Linked DNA regions of Homo sapiens: region 2 is linked to region 1. The links are chromatin loops, found by intact Hi-C in ENCODE. Cell type or tissue: heart left ventricle. All regions are shown on one strand. Each heading gives the region's core, and the rest is flanking DNA. Links, peaks and the distances in the headings are about the cores only. Region 1 has its middle 60 kb from the start of C12orf71. Region 2 has its middle 51 kb from the start of STK38L.

What was found. A loop is a pair of places that touch in the nucleus more often than their neighbours do. Peaks named below come from ENCODE experiments on the same cell type or tissue, not always from the same donor. Only the 100,000 strongest peaks of a DNase experiment are listed, where the experiment ranks them.
Region 2: a loop joins it to region 1, with 1.9 times the contacts of the local background. A loop is called at or near these places in 7 of 110 quality-filtered maps.

What each region holds. Positions count from the first base shown.
Region 1 is chr12:27,139,621-27,145,007 of GRCh38, forward strand. It overlaps the pseudogene LOC124902904. Among named protein-coding and RNA genes, the nearest start is that of C12orf71, 60 kb to the left of the region's middle. In heart left ventricle, for the core only: CTCF peaks have their summits at 2,689 (motif pointing left) and 2,894; a DNase peak (open chromatin) is centred at 2,701; H3K4me3 peaks cover 532 bases; H3K27ac peaks cover 424 bases.
Region 2 is chr12:27,191,008-27,196,394 of GRCh38, forward strand. It overlaps the pseudogene LOC124902904. Among named protein-coding and RNA genes, the nearest start is that of STK38L, 51 kb to the right of the region's middle. In heart left ventricle, for the core only: a CTCF peak has its summit at 3,061; a DNase peak (open chromatin) is centred at 2,954; H3K27ac peaks cover 4,998 bases.

The DNA of each region.
Region 1 (5,387 bases), core at 250-5,249:
CTCAGCCCCTCGAGTAGCTGGGACTACAGGCACCTGCCACTACACTAGCTAATTTTTGTATGTTTAGTAGAAATGAGGTTTCATCATACTGTCCAGGCTTGTCTCAAACTCCTGACCTTAAGTGATCCGCCCGCCTCAGCCTCCCAAAGTGCTGGGATTACAGGCGTGAGCCACCGCGCACGGCCTAAAGTGAATAATTTTTAAAAAGTATGTATATTCAGTAATTATACTTTAATGCGTCCTCTACTTGATAGGTGCTGCTTTGTGCTATCATAAATGAGGTAAATTCACATGTGGCTGTTTATAATAAAAGAATTATTGAATGTATCTTTTAAATTCCAATAGGAGCTTCTAAGTAGGGCATCCTTAGAAACTCAGAAGTTGGATCTGATGGCTGAAATATCTAACTTGAAGTTGAAACTGACAGCTGTAGAGAAGGACAGATTGGATTATGAAGATAAGTTCAGAGACACAGAGGTGTGTGACACAGTCTCTCCTCTCTCTCTCTCTCTCTGTCACTCTGTCTCTCATAGACGTACATTCCTAGGGCAAAGTCGAAATTCTCTGGAGGTGTGCAAGGAAGGCGGTTAATTACTACGTGCCCTCATCCTACTTCATTTTAAGAATAATCTTTGATTATATTGACTTTTTATCACAAAATGCTAATGACAATTTTTATTTTTAGACTTTTGATATGAAATATTAATCATTTTATCAACCTTTAGAAATACTTTTGACTTTAGGATATTTGGAGCATCCATCCATTCATACTAGTTTTCTTAATTTTGTAAATAATGGGCTTAAATGCATGGTTTTGCTAGTAGTTATTATTTAAGCACACTGATTATTTACTATGTAATTGGATTTTTGAAATCTGTATAGAAAGCATGCTTACATTATATAAACACAAAACAACAGAGCCTTTTTGAGGTCATCTAATTTGGCCTTCTACTTTTGGTCTATTCCACATGTAAATCATTCCAATTAAATAAGACTCACTGTACTTCTACGAAACTCAGGGTACATTCTATAACTTGAAGTATCCATTTTAGTGGCTAAACAAGCTTTATTGTTTGTTCTCTCTATTTTATTAATCCAGGCCTTCTAGTTTGTTTGCTGTGTGACATTTGGCAAGTTCTTAACCTCTCTGTTTTTTTTTTTTTTTTTTTTTTTGGTGGATGGAGAGAGCATATCCGTTTGAAATCTACTCATTTGAAATGATGTGTAAAGAGTTGCAGAAATTCCTCTCTCTGAGGGCCATCTCCCCTCCTTTTTTCTATTTTGTTTCTTTGGTTGGAGTATGGAAAGGTGTCATGCTGGATTAGAAAATGGGTACCAAGGAGAGAGGAGAGAAAATGGTTTATTTATTTTTCCCTTCTGTTTTTATTTCAAACATGTATTTTATGCTGACTATATGCCAGCATGGTACCGGGCATTACATACATTATCTACTACAGGAAAATCCTTTATAGACCTGGAAATAACAAGGTTTACTCCATTGCTATTTTCAAAATTAAATTTTCTGTCAAAGATTCAATCACAGTGGAAAGTCTTGGTATATGTCTTGCTTCCTCAGTAGCAAAAGGAGATCTGTCATTTGGTTCATGTTTTATTTAATTTTTTTAGAGATAGGATCTTACTGTGTTGCCCAGGCTAGTATGGAACTCCTGGCCTCAAGCAATTCTCCCATTTTGGCCTCCCAAAGCACTGGGATTATAGGCATGAGTCACCATGCCCAGCCATGTTTTAATCTTAAAACTCTTTGTCAGTTGCCTATGTGAGCATGTTTCTCATTTTATTGAAGCTGGGGCTCTTAAACAAGACTTAGAAAGTTACTCAGTTTAAAATTCTTGCTTTTGTATTTTCTCTAAAAATCTCTTTTGATATTTTTCTCTTTCCCCTCTTTTTGTGAGGTCCTTACCCCATAGTTGCTAGGTAAGGTAACAGTAAAACTCAGTCAACAGATGGACAACATGGCAGTGGAGCTAGCTCTGCTGCAGGGAAGAATTGATGGTAGATATGGATAGAGGTAGTGTTCTACATTGTGTCTGCAAAGTCAAGGGGAAATATTCACCTGTTGTTAGCTTAATTTGGATATGAGATGCTAACCAAATGTTGGGACTGAATTGCAGTAGATGTGTTATTTATTTATTTTTGTAAGACCCCAGGGCAATATTTACATCCCTTGAGTTCAGCTGCCTTTTTTATCAAACTTTTTTTTCCCCACTTTTTCGTTTCACTCATACACTCTTAATCACATACAAAGTGATTTTGTTATTAAACTTCCAGTACACTCAATCCCTGATAATCTTCTAATAAAAATTCAGTGCTATTGCTAAAATATACACATGTAGCCAGAGATTAGAGCATATGGGGTAAACTTTGTGACGTTGCATATGAAAATAATTAAAATAACATTCACTATTAAACTAACTTGAATATTCTCATGTTCCTGTTATCGTTCCCTTAATAAAAATATTTTCCTGAGTGTTTCATGAGTCCATAATATTTAACTTTCTCTTAGAAGTTTAGATTATTTGGATATTAATATCCAATAAAATATTGGCATGGGGAAGAAGTATGGGCATTTCCAAGGGACTGAGCACTGGAAGATTCAGGACTTGGCTTGTCCCCGTACTTGCTAATGGGAGATGGTCAGCATCATTCAACAGTGCCCCCTTCTGGTAAGAGCACACATGTCAGAGACTGAGTTCCTGCGGGAGCCCTGAGGAGTTCTCTGAAAGGGAAAAGGGAAAGGGAACAGGGATTTTCTTTCTTAAAAGGACTGAACTTCTGATAAGAACTTATTGAAATAATTTGTATTCTGTTTTTTAAAGTTTTACATTAGAAAGCTATTTCCAGATTTTCCAGCTTGTGTTGTCAGGGGAAGATATGATTTCGGGTTGGAAATGTAGACCATATTTAAAGTATTGTCATGAAATATAGTGGAGTAGTTTTTGTTAAAACAGATAACTTATCCCAGTTTATAATTCCATTTTTTTCAATTGTTTCTTCTTTGCACATTGCCACTATTTCTAAAGGAAGTAGTAAAAACAGCAATAGCAGACAGGAGGAATTCACTGCTATTTCTTAACAATGAGAAAGTGGGAAAATATATATTTAAAAAGATCATATTGATGAATATCACTAAGGACTAAGGACTTATATTATGCAAGGATGATTAGTTAACTGGGAAAAGGTGATTTTTTTTCTTTGAACTTGAATTCTGACCTGTTAGATGAGGAATCACAAATGTTATTGAATAATGTCAAACAGTTCTTGACCTAATTCATAAGAAGAAAATATATATTATCTAATTGAAATATTGTATGATTATTAAGTGACTCTTAAGGAGTAATCGTATAATTATGATAGGTAATATTTTGCCCATTTTATAAGAGACAACAATTTAAAAGCCTGTGGGTTTACTGGGAAGTGTATTTCATTATAGCATCCCTTCTCTTAGCCTTTGTGAACTTGAATCATTATATTTGGAAGTTTAAAATAATCCCTATTCACAAACTTTTATTTCTTATAACATTATTCTACTTGTAATTTTTGGCATTCTTGGATAATTTTGTCCTGTAATCTATGAATTTGTGACCCAGGAATACATGCATGTCTTTGTAAAAAGAGAGAAGCTGGCTGGGCACAGTGGCTCACACCTGTAATCCCAACACTTAGGGAGTCCGAGGAGGGCGGGTCACTCGAGGTCAGGAGTTCAAGACAAGCCTGGTCAACATGGTGAAACCCTTGTCTCTACTAAAAATAGAAAAACTAGCTGGGTGTGGTGGTGGGTGCCTGTAATCCCAGTTCCTGTGAAGGCTGAGACAGGAGAGTATCTTGAACCTGGGAGGCGGGGGTTGCAGTAAGCTCAGATGGCGGCACTGCACTCCAGCCTGGGTGACAGAGCAAGACTCCATCTTAAAAAAAAAAGAGGGAGAGAGAAGCAAAAATATAGTAACCATTGTAGGGATCTTTGTGGCTTGTAGTAAAAATAAGTCATCTCCCACGCAGGGTATTTGAGTGTCTCTTTTGGAGGAGTTAATATTGCTTAACACTCTTAATTTCCTTTCCTACTCTCTGGGCTCTGGACAAAAATACACCATTATTTCTCAGAATACTTGGACAAGTTTTATGAGCAAATTGGTTCTTTAAAAAGTGACACTAAATAAAATAAAAAATGGTAGTAGAAAAGATGTAAAATCATGTTGTGTCATGTAAACATTAGGATTGGTTTCTCTTTCATTTTCGAATTATAAAATTAGATGAACTGCAGGGCCCTCATCCACTTTCCAGTTGAAAATTGTCATTACAGTAAACTCAATCCCTGATAATCTCCTAATAAAAATTCAACAGTATTGCTAAAATGTATGCACATACCCCAAAATTAGAGAATAGTTGAGAAACTTTGTGATGTTATATATGACAACAATTAAAATAGTCCTCAAAATTAAAACTGATTTGACTATTCTCATGTTCCTGTTATCATTCACTTAATAAAAATAAAATATTTCCCTGGCTATTTCATGAATCTTAAGGATTCATGGGCTTAAAGGATTTAATTTTCATTTCATTCTCCCATATTGAGTTGATGAGCAATCCATATTTTTGTGGACAAAGGAAGAAATTACAAATTTAAAAAAAATACCCATGTATCACTGAGAAGTTTCAAAAGGTAAATGGCTTTACTAAAGAATGTGATATATTTAAAATACGAAATAGCATTCTATAAAATAGAATAGAAATAGCACTCTATGAAATAGCATTCATAGAGTCATTTTTAGGATAGAAATATCTGACAAATAATAGATATTAAGCTACCTTTCTTAAAATTACAGTCACCTTTTATTTTCATAAGCCCATCACTTTAGGGCAGACGCATTGGGGATTTAAACGAATGTTTTTGTTTGTTTGTTTGTTTTTTGACAGAGTCTTGCTCCTTTGTCAGGCTGGAGTGCAGTGGCGCAATCTCGGCTCACTGCAACCTCTGCCTCCCAGGTTCAAGCGATTCTCCTGCTTCAGCCTCCCGAATAGCTGGGACTACGGGTGTGTGCCACCACGCCCGGCTAATTTTTTGTATTTTAGTAGAGACGGGGTTTCACCATGTTGGCCAGGATGGTCTTGATCTCCTGACCTAGTGATTCACCAACCTCAGCCTCCCAAAGTGCTGCGATTACAGGCATGAGCCACCGCGCCCAGCCAATGCTTTAGTTGTTAGGAAGGTGGATTTATTTCCATTTATCTCATCTGATTCATTCAACTTTAACTCTAGGAGCTGGTGACTTAAGATTTCCAAGCTGCTATTTTATAGGTATAGGTAACCGTGTTACCACTTTCCTAATGCACTTTCTTGTTTCTTCTTGGACAGGGGCTGATTCAGGAGA
Region 2 (5,387 bases), core at 58-5,057, 51 kb after region 1:
CTGTTGGATAAGATTTTGTTCTACTGAAATTCCATTTGCAATGTTTTTCCTGTTAGTTTAAAAATACACATATACACACAGAGAATCTTTCTTTTCCACCATCCACCCTTCTTTCCATTGTTTATTAGCTTTGGCTACAGAGGCGTTCTAGAGTTTAATACCATCCAGCTCTGTCTCACTGACAGGGATGCTCATGCTACAAGGAGAAAAGTCCTAGGAGAGGAGCAAGTGCAGTGGAGCTGAACTTTAACATGTGAGGTGTGGAAGTCAGGAGGTCAGAACAAAACTGGCTGCTGCTCTGCTGTGTGGTGGGCAGGGCTGTTTGTCTCTGGGAGGTTCTCCTGAGGTGATTGTTGCCACTGCAGCATCGTAGGAGAGTAGAAGTCAGCAATGGGCAGGTTGGGGCAGTAACTGAGAAGCAGAGCCATTAACAGCCCAAATCCAGTCCTGGTGCAAATGATAATGAGATCTTTACTTTTCTTCCTTTTCTTTCTCTCATTCCTCTCTCTACTCCTCACCTTTCCTCTCCTTGGACCCTCATACTGTCTTATTAGCTCTCTTCTTTAATGTAGAAGAAAATGCTGGCATGAAAATGCACTATTCAAAGACTAAACTGTGTAATTGCAACAGAAAATCTGGTGCTATTCAGGACAACAGGGGCAGCATAGCAGAGCTGTCCTGTTAAGCTTTGCTCTACAGGGCAGGTCATGACTGTGGTGTACTTTCCTTCTCCTTAATTCCAGTCCTGACCCTTGCAAAGAAGTAAGAGGTAGATGAGTTGAGAAATATTGCTGGGATGTAAGTCTGCTGAGTCTCAGAGTCCATCTCTGCTTTTGCAAGCCTCTTCCATAGACAGGCCCCAGTTCTTTCCTTTAGTCACACTGCGTGCGCATCATGTGCCAAGTATTGTGCTGGGGATATAGTGGTAGTCAATATAAAAACAATGCCCGCCCTCATATACCAGCAAGGTACAAAAGCTGTTGAGGTAATTGCAAGTGTAAGTAGTGTTGCCCAAAAGCATATTAAGGATACAATGGAAGCGTGCAGTGAGAGAGCTGATCTGGTCTCCTTTATGTGTAGGCTTGGCCCTGCCTACACTATCATCAGCCCTTGTCCAGCTGCTGACCCTTAGAATCTGACTTGCCAGCAAAGACCTAGGAAGCCCTGGGCATCCATGTCGACTGGACAGATAACAGCCTTCCCCAGGCACCTACCATGTTAACGCACTATGTTTGCACTTTGATCATTTCCATAGCCCTGCACTCTAGTTCTTTTGCCCTTTCAAATGTTCTTAGTTCTTGCCAGGTCCCTCCCCTATAAAACCAAGTCCTTTCTCTGATACCTTCAGCCACTGGCTGGGCTCTGCTGGGATTGACCCACTCTCCATCCACCTGACTTTGATTCTAGCCTGTCACTGGAACTCCCACTGACGTGTCCCACACTTTAGATTGAACCAACCTGTCATCTAAACCAAACCACGCTGGGCCTGGACCACAGAGTTTCCAGAGCTCCTTCGGTTCACCCTCAGTCCTTACTCTTCTGGTTCCTGGTTTTTCCCTCTCCTCTTTCATTTTGCTGTGACCCAACAGCAAAGTTTGTGGCTAAGTCTGAGAGTGACACTCTGGGCTTGTTGGCAACTGAATAGCTATTGATTTGTTCTTTCTCCTTTGCACACATTGTTAAGTATTGAATAATTAGTCAACAAAAATATCCTGAGAGCCCACCATGCACTATTCTGAGCACTGAGGAAATGCCAGTGAACAAAACAAAGATCCCTGAACTTCCACACATGCCCATCCATTCTGTGTGTGCTCTCTGTGAATGTAGAGCTTGAAAATCAGAGGGACTCTGACATGAGATCAGTCAGGCCCTCTACTCAATGTACAAGACACACTGTGCTTCCAAATCTCCAAGTTTCTCAAGACCAAGGGACCCAGGTGTTGCCTTATTTCCATGCCTCTCACTTCCACTACTGAAAATAAATCCAGCCAGGCACAGTGGCTCACATCTGTAATCCTAGCACTTTGGGAGGTTGAGGTGGGAGGACTGTTTGAGACCAGCCTGTCTCTACAAACATAAAAAAAAATAATAAAAAATTAGCTAGGTGTGGTGGGTGCGTGCCTATGGTCCTAGTTACCCAAGAGGCTGAGGCTGGAGGATCACTTCAGCCTGGGAGGTCCAGGCTGCAGTGAGTTGTCATTGCACCACTGCACTTTAGCCTGGGTGACAGAGTGAGACCCTGTCTAAAAAAAGGAAAAAAAAGAAAAGGAAATGAAATGAATCCCCATGTGGACTGTTTCCAAACCACCCTGCTATAAGCATGACGTCAACTCACAAATTGCTGCACCAAGTTTATAAACTACAACTGATAAATGAGTTTCTGGCTTGTAAATCAAATAATTGCCCTTTGAGACTTGCAGAATGGACAACACAGATTGCTCATTGCTGACACAAAGATTCTAAGCTAAGTTTTCTAATTTCAGAGACTTTAACCAGGCTATTAAGGGAACACAAACTTGACTTTCTCTCTAATTAAAGCCTATTATAATATAATAACATAGCTCACTGCTGGATAAATACTCCTTTATTTTTCACTCCAACAGTACCTAATTTGGTGGCACGGACACACACACGTTCTATATAGGGCTTATAACCTGAACATATGTGTAGCTGTCTTTGCATTTTTTAGCTGTTTTGTTCTATGTTTTGCCTCTCTTCTTAGTTTCAGAGTTCACTTATTGACTATGATAATTACTGAGCAAACAAATATGACCTATTAAGGGCAATTACTGTTAAGCATAATTTTTAAATCATGCCCTAGGACCAAACACTTTTCTTGAGCCTTGAGACAAATGTCCCACATGCTGGCTGAGTAGCAAAAAAGCAGAGGTTGGGATGATCTCCTGGGTGCTGCCAGCAAGCACAGGAATGTGCCAGTGATGTCAGGCAGAGCAGGGCAGGCATCAGATAGCTGGAGTGGGGAACTGGCCATGTGGTGTGATGTGAGAGATTTCCAAAAAAGGTCCTGGACTGAAAAAGTCCTTCCTCTCTGCTACAGACAGGGGCTGTGATTGTTGGAATGAGTGTGAGGTAAGCCTCACCACTCCGACTTCTAGCCTGTGTCTGCCAACATCTCATTCAACAGGATGTAAATCTGGGGAGGAAGCCTCTGTCCTCAGGCTCCTGGCTCCTGGCTCCTGGTATGGAGCTAAGAGGTTTCATGGTCTGTCCTGGCTCCCAGGCTGATGTCTGTGACCTCCACAGATGGAATCTGCCTTCTTTTATTCCATTCTTGTTTTCCCAAACATTTAGCAATGCCTTTTAAGAGCACATGTTGGACACTGAGAACACATGGCAAAATTATATGTATGTCCCTTCTCTCAAGGATCTGATGAGGATTTAAAAAAAATAAACATTTTTAAAAAGAAGCAAATGAGGAGGATCTTTGTGGTGACCGAATACTTCTGTGTCCTGATTACAGTAGTGGTTTCATGAATCTACACTTGATAACATATCAGAGAACTATATACATTGTTTTAATGTCAGTTTCCTGGTTTTGATATTGTACTATAGTTATATAAAATATAACCATTGGGGGAAACTGCGTGAGGGTACAGGGGACCTCTCTGTACTATCTCTGTAACTCTCTGTGACTCTAGAATTATTTCAAAATAAAGAAGTAGTTGCTCTCATTTCCATGTTTTGCCCAAGAACGTAGGTTAAGGGAAATTTAATGACTTGGTTAAAATGACAGAACAGAGTGTGAGCGTTAAGCAAGTGCATATTTAGGTCAAGTCAGGGGGGAAACCTGGACTGTTTCTGTAGATCTGGGAATCATCAGCCTTGACATGATAATTAATGGTGTAGAAGTGGGTAAGGCCACTGGTGAAGAAGGTTGGAGAGCTGAAAACAGCATCATCAAAGAGGTGAATAAAGAGACTGAGATGGGAGGAGCCAGAGAGAAAGGAGAAAAATCAAAAGAATCACTCCAATGGGAGTCCAGGGGAGAAATGAATGTCCAGAGTCAAATGCTGCTGAAAGGGCAAGAGGGATAAGGACTGGTGTCCTCTGACTTCTGCCACAGGGAGATCACCTGTGACTGATTGGAAATGAATGAGAGGAGACTGGAGGCCACATGTCTAAGATACTATTTCAATAAACTCTGGTGTAAAGAGCAGGAGAGAGACAGCACAATAGATGGAATGGGATGTGGATTTGACCGAGAGTTGTTTGTTTTAAGATGGGAGAGAGGAGGAGAGGGACAGCACAATAGATGGAATGGGATGTGGATTTGACCGAGAGTTGTTTGTTTTAAGATGGGAGAGAGGAGGTGAGAGAGACAGTCGTTGAAGACTCACGAGGGAGACGAGGCAATCAACTGAGGAGAGTGGCCAAGCAGCTGGAAGGGACAGGACCAAGAATAGGCAGAGAAGTTTGGCCTTAGATAAGAGAGAAATGCATCCTCTAATGAAGAGGTGAGGAGGGAGAAGTGATGGGTATGGATGTGGGCGGCATGTTAGAATTGTTGGCAGGAACTTGGCAAGTTCCATTCTGAGATCTTCAATATTCCTTTGTGAACTAGGAGACAAGGTCATCTGCTGAGAGTGAGGAGACAAGAGCATCAGAGATTTGCAATGATGAGAGGAATTTTGAGCTGGTTGTAGGGAGGGGGGATGAGGGTAACTAGGGTAACACGTCAAGGAGACTGGAACAGGATGGCTGCAACATGTGCTGTTGGTGCCCCGTTGAATCCCCTTGGCACTCATGGTTCAGGTACAAACATGCTGACAGCTTTTTATTGCAGGCACCTACAGCTTTGCCTGGGGGGTGTTCTCTAGCTGGGAGCTTGTGTGACTTGTGCATAAGGCAGCCTGGAATAAAAGGGAGTTAATGCCACCGAGAGCCATTCTCAACCAATGACAGAGAGAAATATGGGGGCCAACTCACAGGTGGGCTCTTGGAGGTCTCCAGTGGAACTGAGCCCACTGTAGTAATCTGCTCATCAACACACCCTGTGTTGGTTTCCTCCACTCTGTCCCGTTTCCCTCTCCGTCTCTGTCTCTCTTCTCTCTCTCCTGTTCATTCTTTTACTTGGGTTTATCTCCAAATAAACCACTTACATTCAGATCCTTGTCTCAGGCTCTGCCTTTGAGGGAACTGCACCCAAGAAAAGGGCCTAGTCGGAAAGGGCCCGGATAAGTATCATTATACTTGTCTACCAAGATGTGATCATCTAGCAGTGCTTGGCAGCCTAGGTATGAAAAACAAAAACAAAGGATAGGAGCTTTTGTTGCAGATGCAGTGAGAATAATGAGGCGAAGGTACTTAAAATATTGGCAGGAGAAAGTGTGAAATGATGGATCATTAAGTCTAAGATGAATGGGGGC